Linked DNA regions of Homo sapiens: region 1 is linked to region 2. Evidence: chromatin loops called from intact Hi-C (ENCODE). Cell type or tissue: CD4-positive, alpha-beta T cell. All regions are shown on one strand. Each heading gives the region's core, and the rest is flanking DNA. Links, peaks and the distances in the headings are about the cores only.

The links. Hi-C counts contacts between places; a loop is a spot of excess contacts. Peaks named below come from ENCODE experiments on the same cell type or tissue, not always from the same donor. Only the 100,000 strongest peaks of a DNase experiment are listed, where the experiment ranks them.
Region 1: a loop joins it to region 2, with 3 times the contacts of the local background. A loop is called at or near these places in 4 of 110 quality-filtered maps.

The regions. Positions count from the first base shown.
Region 1 is chr17:61,831,817-61,842,947 of GRCh38, reverse strand. The region is part of intron 6 of BRIP1 (BRCA1 interacting DNA helicase 1); the gene reads left to right. Among named protein-coding and RNA genes, the nearest start is that of BRIP1, 26 kb to the left of the region's middle. In CD4-positive, alpha-beta T cell, for the core only: CTCF peaks have their summits at 5,340 and 5,539 (motif pointing right); a DNase peak (open chromatin) is centred at 5,547.
Region 2 is chr17:60,995,772-61,006,902 of GRCh38, reverse strand. All of the region lies in intron 15 of BCAS3 (BCAS3 microtubule associated cell migration factor), which reads right to left. Among named protein-coding and RNA genes, the nearest start is that of BCAS3-AS1, 130 kb to the left of the region's middle. In CD4-positive, alpha-beta T cell, for the core only: CTCF peaks have their summits at 4,263 and 4,462 (motif pointing left); no DNase peak of the experiment used is centred there.

The sequences.
Region 1 (11,131 bases), core at 2,966-7,965, 840 kb before region 2:
GACTGCTTGGATTTTAATCATAGCTCTACTCTTTATTAACTGTATAACCTTGATTTTTTAAACTCTTGGTATTATGTTTAGCTATTTGTTAAATGGGGTTAGTAATAGTACCTATCTCACGGGGCCGTTAGGAGGATTAAACAAGTTGATATCTATACAGTGCTGAGAGTATCTGGCATACCTTAGAGTTTAAGCGCCAAGTGGTAGTAGAAGTAGCAGCAGCTGTAGTAGTAGTAACAGCAGCAGATGGATACATATTTGTAGTTCTTACCTTTAGCTGCTGCTGATAAAAGATTCTATATAATACCGACTAATAATATTACATATTTGTAGTTCTGATCTTTATTTTTTGTTTATTTTTGTTGACACATAATAATTATACATACTTATGGGATTCAGTGTGATAATTTTCATACATGTATATGATGTGTAATGATCAAATCAGAGTAATTAACATATCCATCGCCTCAAACATTTGTCATTTCTTTGTGTTGCGAATATTCAGAATTCTCTCTTACAGCTTTTTGAAAATATGTAAGAAATTATTGTTAACCATATTTACCCTAGAGTGCTATAGAATACCAGAACTTATTCCTCCTGTTTCTCCAATCTAGCTGTAGTTATGAATTTGTAAACCCACCTCTCCTTATCCTCCCCTCCCCTCACCCCTTCCTAACCTCTGATAACCACAATTTACTCTACTTCTATGAGCTCATTTTTTTTAGCTCCTACATATGAGTAAGAACATACAGTACTTACCTGCCTATGCCTGACTTATTTCACTTAATATCTTCCAGGCTTACCCATGTTGCTGCAAATAACAAGGTTTCAATATTTTTCTATGGCTGAATAATATTCCATTGTGTATATGTGTCACATTTTCTTTATCCATTCATCTGTTGATGGACATTTAGGTTGATGCCAACTCCTTGTCTATTATGAATAGCGCTGCAATAAACATGGTGTTGGCTGGGTGTGGTGGCTCACACCAGTAATCCCAACACTTTGGAAGGCTCAGGTAGGAGAATCACTCAGGCCAGGAGTTTGAGACCAGCCCCGGCAACATAGCGAGAACCCCATCTGTACAAAATTTTTAAAAAAATTAGCCAGGCGTGGTGGTACGTGCCTGCAGTCCTAGCTACTTGGGAGGCTGAGGCATGGGCGATCACTTGACTCTAGGAGTTTCAGACTGTGGTGAGATATGATCATGCTACTGTACTCTAGATTTTCTTTCCTTTGGATAAATAGTAGTAGGATTGCTGGATTATATGATTATATGGTAGTAATATTTTTAGGTTTTTGAGAAGCCTCCATTGCTGTTTTCCGTAATGTCTGTACTAATTTACATTTCCACTAATAGTATATGAGTTTCTTCTCCACATCGTCACTAACATTTGTTATTTTTTTTTGTCTTTTCGATAGTAAGCCATTCTAACTGAGTGAGATGATATCTTATTGTGCTTTTGATTTATATTTCCCTGATGATTAGTGATGTTCAGCATTTTTTCATGTTCTTGTTGGCTTTATGTATCTTTTGAGAAATGTTTATTCACACCCTTTGCCTATTTTAAAATCAGATTTTTTTTTTTTTGCTGTTGAGTTCCTTGTATATTCTGGATAGTAGTCCCTTCTCAGATGAATAGTTTGGAAATATTTTCTCCCATTCTACAGGTTGTCTCTATACTCTGTTGTTTCCTTTGCTGTGCAGAAGCTTTTTAGTTTGATACTGTCCTATTTGTCTATTTTTGTTTTTGTTGCCTGTACTTTTGAATTCTTACCCATAAAATCTGCCTAGATCAGTGTCCTGAAGCTTTTGCCCTATGTTTTCTTCTAGTAGTCTTATAGTTTTGGGTCTTATGTTTAAGTCTTTAATCTATTTTGAGTTGGTTTTTGTAGATGGTGAGAGGGATCTAGTTTTTTCCTTTTGCATATGGACATCCAGTGTTCTCAGCACCATTTATTGAAGAGGGAGTCCTTTCCCCGATATGTGTTCTTGGCATCTTTGTTGAAAATCAGTCAACTGTAAATACCTGGATTTACTTCTCGGTTCTCTATTCTGTTCCATTGGTCTATGTGTCTATTTTTATACTAATACCATTCTGTTTTGGTTACTATAGCTTTGTGTAGTACATAGCGTGGTGCCTACAGTTTTCTTTTTGCATACTATTACTTTGGCTATTCAGGGTCTTTGTGGTTCCATATGAATCTTAGGATTGTTCTTTCTATTCCTGTAAAGAATGTTATTGGTATTTTGATAGGGATTACATTGAATCTGTAGGTTGCTTGGAGTAATATGTAGTTCTTATTTTCATTTTATTTATTTGGTTAACTTTTTTAGAGACAAGGTTTCGCTATGTTGCCTAAGCTGCTCTCAAACTCCTGGGCTTAAGCGATCCACCTGCCTTGGCCTCCCAAAATGCCAGGATTATAGGTGTGAGCTACTGCACCTGGCCTTGTAGTTCTTATTTTTAAATGCTGCTGAAAGCTATTATTAATGTTATTGTTGATAATACTGATCAACATTATAAATTTTGAGGAGTTAGGTTTAGAGTTTAGTAGAAAATTCCTTTTCTTTTTTTTTTTTTTTTTTTTGAGACGGAGTCTCCCCTGTCACCCAGGATGGAGTGCAGTGGGCGATCTCGGCTCACTGCAACTTCTGCCTCCTGGGTTCAAGTGATTCTCCTAAATCAGCCTCTTGAGTAGCTTCTCAAGTAGCACCTGACACCACGCCCAGCTCATTTTTGTATTTTTAGTAAAGATGAGGCTTCACCATGTTGGCCAGGCTGGCCTTGAACGCCTGACCTCGGGTGATCTGTTTGCCTCGGCCTCCCAAAGTGCTGGGATTACAGGCGTGAGCCACGGAACCTGGCCAAAAATTCTTTTGATATCTGTTGAAGATGTTTATGGCTGAAATCTTTTGAGTCTAAACCGCTTGACCATAAGCACATCTACTGTGCCCTTGGTTGAGTACCTTAATTTTAAGCCTAATGCTTTGATTGATTTCTCCTTTTGGTTATGTAGTATGCTGATATATGTTGATCATTGATTATGGTCTGCTCATTGGTAAAATATAGCTGTATCTATAATTGTATATCTGTATCTTTATATCTGTTTTATTTTTAAGCTAGAAATTGCATATTTTCTTCCTTGGCTTTAGGTGGTATAACTCTACATATCTCTAGAAATGGAATAATTTTTCATAAGTGGGTGATTTATTACTCATAACATTAAGATATAGGCCTCTGACAATTTCTCATAAGTCTGAAAACTTCTTGAACAAGTTAAATCTCTCAATTAAATCTAGTCCCTCAAATGATAACATTTCACTAGTGTGACACTGAATTTTTGTTTGCAAGAAGATGTAAGAGATATATGTCATACTAATTAAACATGCATAAAGTAAATTTAACAGACATCAAAGCACTTTTGCAATGCAAAGAACATATGGTTGAGCTCTAATATTTGTTTCTTTTCATGGTAGTCTATGATGAAAAACATGACGTATAAAGTAATTTTATGTGCTTTCTGAAAGGTTATGGGAAAAAAAAACCCAAAAATACATAGGTAAAATGATTTGTATTTTCAACTTTATTTTTTTCTTCCTAACATAAAAATAGGATAAGTACTTATAATAGAAATATAATTATTATAAAATGTATAGTTTTAGTGAGCATGAATGTTTCTCCTTTTTGTATGTTAAGTAAATTTTTAGTAAATTTCTCATGGATTTCTAGCATTAAATAATACATCTAGGTTTTCAGAGAACAAGGACTAATTATTTCCAAGAATGTAATATAAGAAAAAATAATGGGGATATGAGTAGAGGTAATTTATTTAAAAAATGGGATTTTTGGGTGTCATAGGGGAGTAAATATTTTTCCTTGTAGGAAATTACTTTGGTTTCTGCTGTAACATTTCTTAGTCTTTGCAAAGTGACTTATTATAAATCATAAAAGTATTTTCTGTAGATTTTGGGATAGGTGGTTTCATGAAAAGTAGAAGAAAAATAGTTTCATGTGTATTAATGTCGTAAGTTTTAATATTTATTATACAGCAGCTTTTGAAATGAGTTTATTGCCAAAACTTTTGGATAAAGTAATTGAAAAAAAAGTAGTCCATATATTAGAACTTTTCTTATGCTGACAGATCATATGCCTCACTTTTTTTTATATTTTTTTATTTTTGCTTTTTTCTTCAGACCAAAATGCCTCACATTTTATCTGTTGTATTTTAATCTAGACCTTGTAATAATCTTGAATAAGGTAAATTGATAGACTTGGGTAAGTAACTTTTTTGTGAAAACCAGTTCCTTCATATGGAAGGAAAAAGAATGGGAGACTAGATTTAATGATGCTTTATTTATTTATTTATTTATTTATTTATTTATTTATTTATTTATTTTTTGAGAGGGAGTCTCGCTCTGTCGCCCAGGCTGGAGTGCAGTGGCGCGATCGGCTCACTGCAAGTTCCGCCTCCTGGGTTCACACCGTTCTCCTGCCTCAGCCTCCCAAGTAGCTGGGACTACAGGCGCCCGTCACCACACCCAGCTAATTTTTTATATTTTAGTAGAGACAGGGTTTCACCGTGTTAGCCAGGATGGTGGCTCACTCCTATAATCCCAGCACTTTGGGAGGCTGAGGCGGGCGGATCACGAGGTCAGGAGATACGTTATATCTAATTGAATTCTAACACCTTTAAATTCTAAGGACGCTTTTCCTATCTTGCTTTTTATTATATGATACTAGGGAGTACAGTATTTTTTAAATAGAAATATTTATTTGGATTCATAAATTAATGGTTTAATTCTCATCCCTGCAAAGGTGTGTCTTAGTCTTCACGTTTTTCAAATCTGCAGTTGCATTACTTTTGACAAACCTTCTTCCATAAATTAAATGGTAAATTAGTTTGATGATTTCTGTTTTCCCCTGAATTTGACATTAAACTTTTTAGGTTCTTCAAATTTTCTTAGTTTTTATGAAAATCATTTAGTTTCCACCTAGTGGATTGGAGAAGTAGATTGTTGTCTCTTTATTTTTCTATCATTTCTAGTCTCCTAACTCTCTTTTCAAGTCGGAAGATAGTGTCAGTACCTTTTCTTATATAATTAACTTTCTGGTGTCCCCTGCTTGATCCCTTTCCTTACAGTTCAGATTTATTTTCTTAATCTGACAATTCATATGTCAAAGTTCTAGTGAAGCATCTGTCTCCACATGGTCAAAATATAGTTAAGAAAAACATTGTTTTTTAGAATAGTATGTTAACGTTTTGATATTACTTTGTTCTATCATTCATAATCATTTTCTCTAGATTTATTTATATTCTGTTCTTTTTTTAGTAAATCCTCACAATAGCCAGGGTTGTCTTCAGATATATTCTTATGCTTATACCTGCTTTTTATTTATTCATTAAATAAATGCTAACATTCTTTATATACTTTAATTAAAGTAATTATATTTGATTTAATGTAGCAGTAGCATATTATTTTAATTCATAACTTGGGCCTGGTGTGTGGAAGACACTTGGGTCCAGCAGAGTGCGCTGTTGACCTTCTTACAAAGTGTTAACACTGGGGCGATCCTTAGGCTATTTTTCTTCCTTTTTCTTCCTCCCATACCCCATTTTTATTTCCTTCCTTCCTACCCTTCTTTCTTTTACTTTATGGTTTTAATTTACTTTTATTTAAAATAGCTATTTAACATAACTGCATATATATGCTGATACTGGTGCTTACTGTGTTATGTGCCAGACACTCTGCTAAGCACTTTAGAAATATTAATTCACCTGGCAAATACAGGTTCATGTGAGTTGATGCTTATTGTCATGTTCTTTTAACTTTTCTTTGGGTTTGACAGTTTTCAAAATAAAAGAATTTAACTCAATCTTTATAACAACCGTATCAGGAAGGTATTAATATTTTCCGCAATTATAGCTGAGGAAACTGAGCCACAGAGTATTTGAATAACTTGTTCATGTCACAAACCTGGTGAGTAGAAGCTGGATTAAAACCCAGGCAGTCTGGCTCTGGAATTGATCCTCTAAACCACCTCACTATTCTGTCTCTGAATAAACTCTTCCAGATGACTTTTTGATGACAGTTCATTTTTATACTGTTACAGGTCATATTATATGCATTACCATGCAGGTTATTTATTCAAGATTCGTCCCTTTTTTAGTGTCTCAACACCAAATCTAAGCATTTACAATGCTTACCCAAATTTATAATTATTTATTTATTTGTAGGTTTAACTGTTTTTTGTTTTGTTTGTCTCATTACCAGACTGACCATAAGGACAAGTGTAATGTCTCTTTTTTTCAGTTTTTTATAACCAGCATCTGGCACAGAGCCTGCACCTAGTAGCTACTTGTATTATTTGTTGAATAAATGAATGAAAAAAATGGCCATAGTTAAGTAGATGTATGATTCACCACTGTTTCTTGTAGCTTACAATTTTTACTCAGATCCTTATACCTAAGAGGGTATGACAGTATTGTTAAATACAGGTGACTTAATGCAGATTTAAAAATAGTTTTTGGCCAGGCATGATGGCTTATGCCTGTAATCCCAGCACTTGGGGAGGCTGAGGTAGGTGGATCACTTGAGCCCAGGAGTTTGAGATCAGCCTGGGCAACATAGCAAGACCCTGTCTCTACAAAAAACAAACAAACAAAATTAGCTTGGTGTGGTGGCTCATGCCTGTGGTCCCAGCTACCAGGAGGCTGAGGCAGGAGGATTGCTTGAGCCCGGGAGGTAGAGGTTAAAGTGAGCTGTGATCATGCCACTGCATTCCAGCTTGGGTGACAGAGCAAAACCTGTCTCAAAAAAAAAAAAAAAAAAAAAAGAGTAATAACATTTTTTGAAAAACCTTTAACATTATAAAAACCAATACAGAATAAAAATTAAAATGTTCTCCCTTATGTTAACCCCATCTCCCTTTCTGCTTTCCAGAAGGAAACACCATGAACACTTTCATGAGGATCTTTCTAGATCCGTTTCTATAAATTTATAAGGATATTTTTAATAGTTCTTTTACAGTTTTGTTTGTGCATTTAACTCTCTTGTTTATGGGATTTATTTTCATGCATGTATGAGGTCAGGCTCTAATTGCATATTTTCCCAAATAGTTGATCAGTTGTCCCAGTGTCACTTAATCATTTTTCCAGTTTTGAAGTTTTGCTGTTATCATGTACTAAATTGTTATATGTACTTGGATTGGTTCCTGGACTTTTTTTTCTCTTTAATTTTTTTTTTTTAACAGTATGTGTGAAAAAATATGTCAAAGAATTCCACTTGGCTTCAAACAGAAAAGCAGTAGACCCCTGCCCTAATTCTATTATTCACCAATTCCCACTATCTGAAGTAAATAATTTTCAATTATTTATCCTTTGTATTCTGATAGTTTTTGAAGTAGCATGCATATTTTGCTTTTCTCTTGAGTTTTCGGTTTTAGATACTTTCTGTTGTCTTCCTCCTATTCTTTTCTCCTTTCTCATTACTTCTACCCTTCAGCCTGCCAGCATTTGGTATTTGTATTGTTATAATTCTATAAATATTTAAACTTATTACAGTTCTTTCCCCAAACCAGTATTTATTTTTTTTGGTGCTAGTAGTTGTCTTGTCCTTTGCTTAGTTTCCTATGTACCTGTAACTATTTATCTCCAAACTCTCTGTTAGAAAGTAAAATCTATCAGTTCATTTAAATACATCAGGTCAAGATGTCCATATTTTTAGACTTTCAATATTTAGTGGAAATAATGAAAAATACTCTTTTATATTGAATTAAATTTTATATTTCTAAATAACTTTTTTCTGAATATAAAAGCATCATCTAAGAGAAAATTTGGGAACCACCAAAATGTGTACTTAAATTATTAACATTAATCCTTAATTAAACTGTCTCCTCAATATCAACCCCTGATATTCTGCCTGCTGTCTATTCTTAAGTGCGCACATGTGCGTGCACACACACATGCAATGTTATCTGTTGCTGTAACAAACCAACCATTTATTTAGCTTACTGTTGTGGGGGTCAGCAATTTAGGGTGGGCTCAGCTGGGCATTTCTTCTGCTGATCTCAGGTGGCCTACTCATGTGTCTGTGGTCAACTGCAGGTCAGCTGTAAGTCAGCAAGGCAGCCCTGCTTCAGGGAGTTGATTGGTAGTCAGCTGGGACCATGAGGTGGGTCTCTCTCATCATCTAGCAGGCTAATTCTGGTTTATGTATATGGTGGCCTCAGGGTTCCAAGAGCAGCAAGAGAACAAGCCCCAGTGTACAAATGCCTTTTGAGTCTGTTTGTGTCAGGTTTGCTAATGTTCCAGTCACCAAAAGCAAATCACATGACCAAATCCAGACTCAAGGGGTAAAGCTCACATCTTGGTAGGAAGAGCTACAAAGTAACCTTGAAAGGGAGCTTATATACAAAGATAAGTAGAATTTGTTGCCATTTTTGTTACGTAGTATATATTACATATATACCCAGTATCAACTGAGTATATATGTAAACATTTCCACCATAGAGAACACTACTATGTTTTCTCCAGGCTCTCAAAAAAATCGTAATTATTGGGCCGAGCGTGGTGGCTCACTCCTGCAATCAGGTGTTGTACAGAGCTCAACCCCTGTAAAGGGGTTGATACTGTAGTATATATTACATATATTTGTTATGTAGTATATATGACATATATTACACATATATTACATATATACTCCCTCCCCACACACAAAATTAGGATTATAGTATATAGCTTTTATTTTTCACCTAATATATCACGGTCATAGTAAAATTTAGCAGGTCTATTTTGATGGATACTTTTTTGTCGTAATCTTTTTTCCTATGCCAGTGGTTGGCAAACTATGACCCATGGGCAGAATACAGCCTGCTGCCTGCTTTTATAAATAAAGTTTTTTTGAACGCATTTTACATTTGTTTATACATATTGTCTGTGGAACTTTTGCGTTATAACAGTAAAGTTGAGTAGTTGTGACAGAGACCATATGGCTCACAAAACCTAAAATATATACTCTGTCTATTTATGTATTTTTCTTTTCTTTCTTTTCATGTTCAGCCAGCAGGAAAATCTCTGGCCTTTTAGAGAAAAAGTTTGCCAGCCCGTTCTATACTATTGTAATCTTGGTTAAGTTAGGCCAGAGGTTAGTGGAGTTAGTGTGAATCTCTTGCCTTGTCTGCAAATTTGCCTAGGGGTAGGATGATAGAATGGATGACTAATTGCTTGAGTATGTCCTTCAGCTCCAATAATTATGGCTTTTTTTTTTTTTTTTGAGGTGGAGTCTTGCTTTGTCACCCAGGCTGGAGTGCAGTGGTGCAGTTTTGGCTCACTGCAACCTCCACCTCCTGGGTTCAAGCAATTCTCCTGCCTCAGCCGCTCGAGTAGCTGGGATTACAGGTGCCTGCCACCATGCCTGGCTAATTTCTTTTATTTTTAGTAGAGACAGGGTTTCGCCTTGTTGGCCAGGCATGTTTCGAACTCCCAACCTCAAATGATCCGCTTGCCTTGGCCTCCCAAAGTGCTGGGATTACAGGAGTGAACCACTGTGCCTGGCCCAGTAATTATAATTTTTTGAGAGCTTGGAGAAAACATAGTATTCTCTATGGTGGAAATGTTTAATTCTCAAAAGTTTCAAATCTTCTTTATCATATTGAGTGAACTTGGTGAATATTTCAGAGAAAGTTGACAAAATTCAGCCACTCCTCTAAGTTTTCTTGATGTGTAGATACATTAATGAAATAAATATGTATAGCAACCCATCCGACATGAGTGTAGCTATTCAGTGGTGATAGTATCTGCAATTGTCATGTAGAACGTTTTCATTCATGGATACTGGGTGTGGAAAGATAACTTTACCTTTGAAAACTACTTCGTTAATTGACCAACTGTCTGCCCAGTAAATTTATCTTTCGGTTATTTTAGCTTTTTAAAAGTTTGGCTGTCACAAAATTATAGAGAAATTGGAAGTACAATCCAAATATCTTTTTTTATTGAGCCATTTAAGAGTATGTTGTTGCCCTGATGTTCCCTCACCCTGAAATACTTTAGTGTCTATGTCTTATAAGCAAAGACATTCTTATACATAATCACAATATAACCATAAGAATCAGGAAGTTAAAATTGATTCATTGTTGCCATCTAATACTCAGAACCGGTTTAAATTTTAGCAGTTGTCTTAATAACGCTTTTATAAAAGCAAAAGAATCCAGTCAGAACCATGCATTGCATTTAGTTATCACTTTAGTAACTTCTTCAGTCTGGAACACTTCTTCAGTCTTTCCTTGACTGTCATGATTTTGACACTTCAGAATATTACAGCTTATCTAGAATGTCTCTTAATTTGGGTTTTCTCATTAGACTGAGGTTATTTATCTTTGGCAGGAATGTCACAGAAGTGATGCCTTCTGCTCATTGCATCTTATAAGGTGGCACGCAGTTTCATTTTTTCTCATTAATGATTGATAACTTGATTAATATGATATCTGCTAGGTAAAAAATATAACTTTACAGTTATCTTTTTGCCTTTATAAAAGAGGACTTTATGGGGAAGAACTCTGAAATTATATAAATAACATGTCCTTACAAAAATTCAGTTTACTCATTTTATTTATATCTTTATGGACTTGTGATTTTCCATTTTATTCGGTGAGTTATAATTATTATATGATTTGTTTTGGTACTCAAGTGGGAAACCAGTTAAGTTGCTTGTGTCTTTCTGACATATATCAATCATTCTTGGAACGCTTCCTTATTTTTTGGCAAAAGATAGTGTTCCAGGCTCACCTTATATTTTCCCTGCCCTAGTCTCGGATTCAGACATTTCTCCAAGGAACCCTGGTTCCATTTAGTGAAAAATAACATTTGAACGCTGTGTTCTGGGAGTTAGTTTTGCTCATTGCTGTTGGAGTTGCTGCTCCAGGCCCTTTCAGCAGACAGCTAGAGAATATACACAATGTATTGTGTACACAAACCCAGACTCATAGACATATACATTTATGTCTATATTTTTTCTGTATCTGTCTGTCTGTACACTGAAAATTATGAGTGTTTATACCAATACATCCAGTTCCATTCCAGTACCAGAGGGCCCATTCTAATTTTCTTCCTTTCTGTATGTTTAACTGAA
Region 2 (11,131 bases), core at 2,551-7,550:
CAATGAAAAATCAAATATAACAGTAAAAAGACTATATTTAACACAAGAGGGAAGAAAGTAAATTCTTCATACGTATAAATAAAAATTTTTTAAAAAGATCTTTGACCTTAAGCCTCAACCTATTTCTAAATGTATCATATTAAAGCACCCTCAAAATTTCCCACTCCTCTGAATCAAGTTCAAATATAGTACTGACACTAAGTGCTCAAAAGTGGAGTTTTAGCCTAATGAAAAATCCCTGAATTAAGGCTCCATAATCTAACATCCCTTAGAACAAGTCTGAGGTGAAATGTGCTCCCCAAAGTATAAGTCCTCATTAAATTATTTCTTGAAAATACCCTATACTCAACTCTCCCATCTTTACCTCACAATGAATTTTGTATATCAACAGAGTAAATAGAAATGCTTTACTGTAGATGGAAAAAATATAGAATCCTATCTTCTTGTTTCAACAAATGTGACTTTATTACTTAAACTGCTAAACATACAAGATGTAGAAGTATCAGAAGTTGGTTCTGAGATAAACACTTTGTAGGAAGATGAAATATAGAATTAACTGCAAGATTTAAAGTGTATTTTCTTAGATCTGGAGAACTCAAAACTATTTAATTTTACATTTGCAGAACTTATCTTTATGTACTTTGTATACCTATACATTAAAGAATGTATACTTAAGGAACAATTTAATATAAAATCGAAGCATTTTCTCTTGAATAAAAAGTATAGCCACAACACATATACACCATGGAATACTATGCAGCCATGAAAAATGATGAGTTCATGTCCTTTGTAGGGACATGGATGAAATTGGAAATCATCATTCTCAGTAAACTATCGCAAGAACAAAAAACCAAACACCGCATATTCTCACTCATAGGTGGGAATTGAACAATGAGATCACATGGACACAGGAAAGGGAACATCACACTCTGGGGACTGTGGTGGAGTGGGGGGAAGGGGGAGGGATAGCACTGGGAGATATACCTAATGCTAGATGACAAGTTAGTGGGTGCAGCCCACCAGCATGGCACATGTATACATATGTAACTAACCTGCACAATGTGCACATGTACCCTAAAACTTAAAGTATAATAATAAAAGAAAAAAAAAAGAAAAAAAAGAAATTTTTTCCTAAAAAAAAAAAAAGTATAGCCACAAAATGTAAGTAACTTTCCTAAAAATCAAAATGATGTAAACTGAAAGAGCAAAGACTCTCTTCTCCTCACAGTCCCCTATTCTCCCGCCCCAACCCACGGACGCCTTCCTTCTTTTTACCCATGACTGTTAAGGATATTTTCTGGCTCTATTTCAGCATCATGACGCAGGTCATGAGAAGTGTCAAAGATGCATTTCCTTCAGATGGGAAAGAGCAACAGATTGTAACAACCATACAAAGATGGGAGTACAGTACGAAAGGGCCAAATCAGCATTTTTGACAACAGGGCAGATAAAACCTTTTCTATTCACATATACTTTATTTCCAGTTTTAAAACATTTAAATATCTATCAAAATATGCTTACATATTTTCCTCAAGATGAAAACAGGAAACCAATACTCCATTTAGCTGCCTAAATTATCAACAATTTGTGGAACAGTTTACCAAAAAAAAAGAAAAAGAAAAAAATCAAACTAAGCACACCACACGAATACTAATAGTTCAAGCCCTTCTCTTCTAAATTTACTTTTCCAAAAGTATGCCTATGACTTTACCTACGTACGTAAAACCTACTTTTACAAAAGATCCTTGACAGTAAGAACCACAAAGAGGAGTGATACCACGACCATCCCCAGTTGAGAAATAATGACTCTTCTTTCCCTGTAATTCCCTGTCAAGCCGAAACACTTTCCTAATCAGCTGGAGCACTGCCGGAAAACTATATTCATTTATGAGTACTGTCATGGTATTTTTTCCCTCATCTATGGTTTTATCAAATATAGACACATTTCAATCTGCTCCAAAACTAGACCAGAGTGAAATATTATTGAACATTAATTAAGCATTCCTTACTAGAGATGGCTCTTAACACAGAAAATGGAATGCTCTATTTCTTCTGAAGCCAACAACAACAGTGCCCATGTTAATTCCACCTTGGTCCATTCTGAAATAGTAATTTCCCTCTTGTGCCTCATTCTAGCTTCAATATTCTCACCTGCAAAAACACATCATCCAATGTTAATAACTCTTTCAATGAACCTTAAATCCTTTTCCTTTTCTCATCCTCCTCCAAATTCAAAATATCATTTACCTCATCATGGTAAGAACCATCAAAATTTCTACTTCTGTGCATAATCCTGGTATAGCCCTGATCCCTGTCTTGTTGTCCTTTTGTAGTTTACAACTATCAACTAGCAGATTTCTAGTTCCTGCTCAGATTTCAACCTCAAGACTATTCATGTCTGTTATTCTCAAGTCTGATAATTTCTAAATCTGTTCATATGGGTCAATCATTCAAACTCTGGCTACTACAAATCCTAAGAAGCCTACTCACTCTCTTCTCCCTCTCCAATTTTTCTCCAAATTAAAAAAAAAAAACATTTCAGATCTTCCTTTTGATAAGTACATAAGGAAATGAACATTCACTTCTTTTCCCAAAATTTGTTGTTCTACCCATTTGCACTTCTTTATCTGAATAAGTAGTTTTTACATTCATTCACTTCAGCAACTAAAAATTCCATCTCCAGATTTCCATAGAAATATTTTTATTTCAGTGGAACCAGACCAGAATTTCTTACTTAACTGTCCTCCTAACTAGGGAAGTAAGACAATAATCAAATGCAAACAGGTTCTCCAAATCCTCTTTTTGTTATTCTAATCACTAGACAAAAATAATGTTAACTCCTTCAACTCCTTGAAAACTAACTTCTAAGTTTATTGCCAGAAACTCTTTATTACCCCAACCCCACCCTGAACAGAGGATAGAAGAATTTCTTTGTGGGAAAACTGACCAGCGTACATGAAAAGACCTACGGATAGTGACTATTTGAGGTATGATAATAAAATGGCATTCCTACCTGATAGACCACTGATACCTATAAGGCGGTATGCCCTTCCCACATTCAAAAAGCTTCCAATCAGTTCCTTAGTATTGATTTGTTGATTAGCTGAATAAAAATGAATAAAATAAAAATGAATTATTAAATAATAGAATGTAAAAATAAAAATAATCAGCCAATGATCCATCAAGGATTCCCCATCACTGAGGTCAGTGTTTTGGTTCAATCAGTCTGATGGAGTCTAGGCCTCAGTATTTTTCAAATCTATCTAGCTTAAGTATAATGGACAGTCAAGGGTTGAAAATCACTGCTCCAGATGGGCTTGGTGGCTCACACCTGTAATCCCCAGCATTTTGGGAGGCTGAGGCAGGCAGATTGCTTGAGACCAGGAGATCGAGACCAGATTGTGCAAAATGGCAAAACCTTGTCTCGATTTAAAAAGGCAAAGAAAGGGAGACAAGAAAGGAAAGAAAAAAAAGGAAAGAAAAAGAAGGGAAGGGAAGGGGAGGGGAGGGGAGGGGAGGGGAGGGGAGGGCATAATAAAAGGAGCACAAAAAAGCTTCAAAATTTATAACGATCTCTTAAAGAGAGAAAAATATTACACATAAAATAAGAAAAGGGTGTGATAATAAAAAAAATTCAAAGAAAATCATATTAAAAAGATTGCAGAAATAAAAATGCAACAAGAAGACTGAAACATACGTTGGGGAAATTCTCATAAAGTTAAAAAAAAGATAGAAAATAGACAAGAAGATTAGGGGCTCAATGTAGAAGATACATTATTCAAGTAATAGGATTTCCAGGAAAGGGCCCAAAAAAAACCAACTGAGAAAAAAACAGAAGAGTTAAAAGAAGAGGCCTCTGGGGAATGACACCCGAGAGTGGGGAGGATAGGCCAAAAAGTGCCTCCTTTCACTATAAAATTATATTTTTGACTTTTATAATAAATGCATGTATTTCTTTGATAAAAAATAAAAATTATATTTAAAGGGTAAACAACAACAGTAAGTGTCCAATCAATGTTAATAGAAAAGAGTAGATAACTATTAGCCCTTATAATGCCTCAATGCCTCAAAAATGAAGTTTAATCACTCTGATATTATAAAGTATACAGATAACAAGTCCCTGAATAGCAACACATAGAGAATAAAAAAACATTTAGCATAATGACCCCACATACTCAAATGATATAACTAAAAAATTTGCCTCTATTCATTCAATGGTATTCACTCAGAGGAACTGGATCTGCATGTAGTACTCAGAAAGGATATTAATTGATAGTAATATATTTCCAAAGTTGAATTCTCTAAGAAGACGTTGAAGAATAAATCACAGAAAACATAATAAAAAGGAAGAAAGGCTATTTAAGATCTGATAAGACATTAACATCCCTAGTACCTCAGGTTCATGCCAGGGTTGCCTTGATTACAATGAGAAAATATTGCCCTCTAGAGGCATGTCTCATTAACCATTTAAAAATAAAACTATTTTGAAATCTGGAGTTTATGATTTGCCCATGTAAAAAATACATAGAAAAGAAAAAATATTTCCACAAGCAGTAAAAAGCAAAGAAGAAATTCTGGATTAGTTTCAAGGGATAACTACATCATCTGGCATTTATTTAAAGGCAAAACTTACAGAGAAAAGAAATGTGTTATATCCAAAATGAAATACACAAAAATATAAAATATCTACATAGAGTTTATTTAGGTTTAAAATATTTTTAAATTAATTTTCATAGCACTAAATTTTAAAGTATAATTTAGAGGCAATATAATATCAGGTTTCCTTTAAAATATATCCCACTGGCAATTTTATTTCCCCCCAAAACTACGTTATCTATACCTTTCTCTCAATTTTACTGAGAACCTAAAACTTCTCTTTAAAAACCTATTTAAAAACAACAACTGTACAATCTTCATTTAATAGCTTCTTCCATTAATGATTCTGAAATGAAAGCATCTTGTTTTCAGGAAGGTATTATGAGGTCACTCTTTTCTATCCACTTTCCCTAACAAACTCATCTGCTCTGTCTTGAGAAAATAGTAAATGTTAAAACTAGCAGAGTGCTATAGCAACATTTTTTTTTAAAAAAGGTGATAAAAGAATTTGAGAAAACAAATTCACCAGGAAAACTTTAAATCTGAAAATAACAAATGAAAAACAAAACTGCATTTGAGCTAAAACAATAAAGTACACATAATCAATAAAAATCCAGGTACTAAACTAAGATATCCCCCCACAAGATTTTTCTCCATTTAACATGTTTATACTATTTATATACTCTATGTCATATGAGGCATAAAATCTAAAGCAGAGCTACAGTGCACTTGATTGATTTTTCTTGGCAAAAATTAAAACATGCACATGGAAACTTCAATCCACAAGTAAACAGTGATGTGGAAAGAAAAGTCAAGAAACATCACATTATCATTGATTCTCTTAAGTAGGTGAAACTATATAAGGCTGAAATGTGTGGTTGCTTTGTATTTACAATTGTGATGTGGTCTGTATCAAGAAAACTACTGATCAACGTAAGTTAAAATTACAATAAACCATCAAATGAAAGCTATAAACAGAGTCTTTGAGTGGTAAAAGGAATGCCTCATACAGATGCTAAAAAGAAAAGTGATACTTCCAGTTTTGTAAAAGCACTTTACTGAAATATGGAGGCTCCAAGTCCAAGAAATGAGAGGCTTTGTACAAAGGTCTCCGAGTCTCATCAACTACTTCCATTTAGAAAAAGCAGAATCTAGAATTCAGATGCCAAAAGCTGTGACTCAAAGATGACCCCTCTGAGGACGAACAAGTTAATAGGAAAGGAGACACTTGCAGGAACTCTAGAGAACTGCAGAAGTGAATCCAAGATCTGTTTGTTAACTCAATGGAAATTGCAGGAAGAAAACAAATTCCTTCTAAGTCCCATGACACAGTGAACTCTATATTTTTGAACCTAAAATGGAAAACTAATTTGCAAAATTAAGAAATGGCAAAGGCTCAAGAATAGGTGTACTGATTTATAAAACCATATTTCCTGATGTATACAATTAAAATGAGCAAAAACCAATTAAAATGATAATACTACCATCACTTTTGGTTTTGCATTGGTGTAGCAATGTAGCAACTGAGCTTATCAACATTGAGCCTAGTATTGTTCTAAAAGCCTTTAAAGAATAAGTTCACAATTATTATATTTAATTTACTCATTATTTAGTGAATTACTCATTTATTCTGTTTTCTGGATAACAGGTACTGTACCAAAATACGAAAAATGAATCAGTTCTATAGACTCTCACATTAACAGCAGTATCAATAATGATACTAATGATAGAAACTACAGTAATCCTCTACTGAATATTTGATATGTGCCAAACACTATTTAAAGGGCTCTGATTCTCATAGTTACTCTATAAGATTGGTAATATTATTATTCCAATTTTACAGAAAGAAAAGTGAGGTACAGATAGAATAAATAATTTGTCTAAGATTACAGAGTTAGGAAATCATGGAAGATAGATTCTACCACCAGGAAGTCTGATTCCAGGTCCTCCAATTTCCTCACCAAGAAAGTTTTAACTTAGTAATCAGTAGCATCAAAAATAAAAGTAGACTCAAAATAGTAAGAGTCATCTACAACAAACTCATAGCCAACATCATACTGAATGGGCAGAAGCTGGAAGTATTCCTCCTCAAGAACTGGAACAAGACAAAGATGTCTACTCTCACCACTCCTATTCAACATAGTACTACTATAAGTCATAGCTGAAGTGATTAGGTAACAGAAATAAATAAAAGGCATTAAATGGGAAAAGAGAAAGTCAAATTATCTCTCTTTACCAACAATATGATTCTATACCTAGAAAACTCTAAAGACTCCTTAACCTGATAAATTACTTCAGTAAAGTTTCAGGATACAAAAATCAGTAGCATTTCTAGACAACAATAATATTCAAGCTGAAAACCAAATAAAGAACGCAATCCCTTTAAGAAAAGCCACAAAAAAATCCATAAAATACCTAGAAATACGTCTAAGCAAGAAGGTGAAAGACCTCTACAAGGACAACTACAAAACACTGCTGAAAGAAATCACACATGACACCAGCAAATGGAAAAGCATTCCATGCCCATGGATTGGAAGAATCAATATTGTTAAAATGTCCATTATCACCCAAAGTAATCTAAAGATTCAATACTATTCCTACCAAATTACTAATGTCATCTTTTCACAGAATTAGAAAAAACTATTCTAAAATTCATGTGGAATCAAAAAAGAGCCCAAATAGCCAAAGCAATCCTAAGCCAAAAGAACAAAGCCTAAGACATCACATTTCTTTTTCTTTTTCTTTTTTTTTTTTTTTTTTGAGACACAGTCTCACCCTGTCGCCCAGGCTGGAGTGCAATGGCTCACTGCAACATTCAGCTCACTGCAACATTCAGCTCGCGGGTTCAGGTGATTCTCCTGCCTCAGCCTCCTGAGTAGCTGGGATTACAGGTGCACACCACCACACCCAGCTAATTTTTTTTGTCTCTTTAGTAGAGACGGGGTTTCACCACGTTGGCCAGGCTGGTCTCGAACTTCTGACCTCATGATCCATCCGCCTTCATCTCCCAAAGTGCTGGGATTACAGGCGTGAGCCACCGCGCCTGACCTGAGACATCACATTTCAAACTGTACTACAAGGCTATGGTAACAAAAACAGGATAGTATTGGTGCAAAAATAAGACACATAGACCAATGGAAAAGAACAGAGAACTCTGAAATAAAGCTGCACTCCTACAACCACCTGATATTCTTCGACAAAGTCGACAAAAATAAACAATGGGGAAAGGATATAACTATTCAATAAATGATGTGGAGAAACTGGCTAACTATATACACACAGAAGAATTAAGCTAGGCTCCTACCTACTCACCACATACAAAAATTAACTCAAGATGGATTAGAGACTTAAATGTAAGACCTGAAACTATAAAAATTCTAGAAGAAAACCCAGGAAAAACTCTTCTGGACACTGGCTTGAGCAAAGAATTTATGACTAAGCCCTCAAAAGCAAATGCAACAAAAAAAATTGACAACTGGGACCTAATTAAACTAAAGAGCTTCTGACTATCAACAGAGTAAACAGACAATCTACAGAATGGGAAAAAAATACTACAAACTATGTATCTGAACAAAGGACTAATATCCCAAATCTATAAGAAGTTTAAATCAGCAAGCAAAAAACAAATGACCCCATTAAAAGGGTCATTTAGACATGAACAGACACTTCTCAAAAGAAGACATACAATGGCCAATACACATATAAAAATGCTTATCACTAATCATCAGACAGATGCTACAATAAGGTACCATCTCACACCAGTCAGAATGGCTATTAGTAAAAAGTCAAAAAACAACAGATGTTGGTGAGGCTGCAGAGAAAATAGAATACTTATGCACTGTTGGTGGAAATGGAAACTAGTTCAGTCCCTGTGGAAAGCAATTTGGAGATTCCATAAAGAACTAAAAATAGAATTACCATCTGACACAGAAATCCCACTACTGGGTATATGCCCAAAAGAAAATAAATCATTCTTACAAAAAAAACACATGCACTTATATGTTCATCGCAGTTCTATTCACAATAGCAAAGACATGCAATCAACCAAAGTGCCTATCAATGGTGGATTAGATTGTTTAAATGTGCTACATATGTACGACGGAATACTATGCAGCCATAAAAAAAGAATAAAATCGTGTCCTTTGCAGCAACATAGGTGCTGCTGGAGGTCGTTATCCTAAGTAAATTAACACAGAAACAGAAAACCAAATATGTCATGTTTTCACTTATAAGTGGGAGCTAAACATTGGGTGTATACAGACACAAAGATGGGAACAATAGACATTAGGGATTCAAAAGTGGGGAGGAAAAGGGTGGGGAGGTTGAAAAACCACCAGTTGGGTACTATGTTCACTATGTGGGTGACGGAATCAATGGAAGTCCAACCTCAGCATCATGCAATATACCCATGTAACGAATCTGCACATGTACACTCTTAATCTAAAATTTAAAAACCAATAATAATAGGCAGAAAGTGGAAAACAATCAGTACAGATAAAGGGTTTACAGAAGGAGCAAATATATGAAATTCAACACTATTTTTAGAGAGAGAAAGTACATCACAAGCTGGCCTTTAAAGATGGGGTTGAATGTGTACCTGAAGAAGTAGGGAGAAAGTAACTTAGGTGTAGAAACATGGTATTGAAGCTGGAAAGCAAAGATATGTAATTAAATTTACTTAGGGCACAAATAACGGTGGAAGATATGCTTTATTCATTCAACAAAAATTTACTAACTGGTGAAAGGAATGCCTATTCTCCTAGAGGACTATTTCTTACCTTTGCCTTTCTCCTCAAAGCTCCAATACCTGCACCCATCCTCACTACCCATTTCCTTATGATAAAAGAAGCAACATCCTCTGTCTCCTCTAAATGTTCCTGCTTCCCCTTACATCAATCCTCCCTGAAAGACTTGTCGACACTGTCTTTTCCTATTCTTACTAAAATCCACTGGGACCAGGAACTTACCATGCCACCAAAAGTATTCTTATCAAAGACATATGTCTTTTACACAAGGGGTTCCCAACTCCCAGGTGGTGGACTGGTACCGGTCTGTGGCCTGTACGAAACCAGGCTGCAGAGCAGGAGGTAAGTGGCTGTCAAGCTGGCATTACCACCTGAGCTCACCTCCTGTCAGATCAGCAGCAGCATTAGATTCTCATCAGAGCACAGACCCTGTTGTGAACTACACATGCAAAGATCTAGGTTGCACACTCCTTATGAGAATCTAATTCATGCCCGGTGATCTCAGATGGAACCGTTTAATCCCAAAACCTCCCACCCCTCCCCACACTGGCCCATGGAAAAACTGTCTTCCACAAAACCGGTCCTTGGTGCCAAAAAGGTTGGGGATCACACTTCTACATTACTAATTTTAATAGTCTTATTTTTCTCAGTTCTTCATTGATCTGTCAGTAGAATTTAACACATTAATCATTCCCTTCTCTCTAAAAGAATTAATTCACTTGGCCTCTAGGATTTCTCATATATAGTTTTGCTTTGTATGTCACTGGCTACTTAATGTCAGAGGGCCCCAGGGCTCAGTCCTGGGACATCTCTTTTTTATACTCACTTACCTACAAGGTGATCTCATCTCATTTTTGTTTCAGCTACCATCTATGCATTGCAAACATTTATCCCTACATAAATGACTGCTTTCCACTGAACTCCAGACTCATGTAACCAACTACCTACTTACCATCAGTAGGAGGTCAAAAAGACATCATATTAAACTTAACATGTCCAAAATTCCTGATCCTGTCCCCATCCCAAAACCTGCTTTATCCACAACATTCTTCATTTCAATTGACACCAACCCTATCCTTCTAGATGTTTAGGTTAAAAGTCTTACTAGTCATCTTGACTCATCTCTTCTTTCATACTTGACATAAAATGTACCAGAAATTCTGATCGCCATACCATAAAAAATATATCAAGAATCCAATGACTTCTCACAGTCTTCACTATAAACAACTTACTCCAAACCTCATCTTTTCTTGCCTGATTTTTTGCAATACTCTCCTAACTGGTCTCAACTAAGTTTCCACCCATGTCCACGTACAGACTGTGTTCTCAATACAGATCTCCATTCTAGTCCTGCCAAAACACAGTATTATCATGTCACTCTTATTCTCAATGCCCTCCAGAGCCCCCCTCCATCTCATGCTGAGTGAAAGGCTAACAATCATCTGCCCTCATTACCTCTCCGATCTCATCACCTATTATACACCTTACACCATGTGCTTCAGCCACACTGGTCTCTTTATCATTCCTTGAACATGCCAGGCACACTCCCACCTCAGGATTTTACACAGGCTGTTCTATATGAATTTCTCTCTTACTTCCACCAGATCTTTGCTCAGATGTCATCATCTCAGCAAGGCCTATGGGAAGCATACTAATTTCAAATTGCAATCCTCCCTAGGCATTCCCTATTCCCCTTCCCTCATTTTTCTCTGTGGCTCCATGGGAACACAGACATGTTTCTCTTTTGTTCACTGCTAAATTCCTAAACTCAGAACAGTGCCTGGACACAA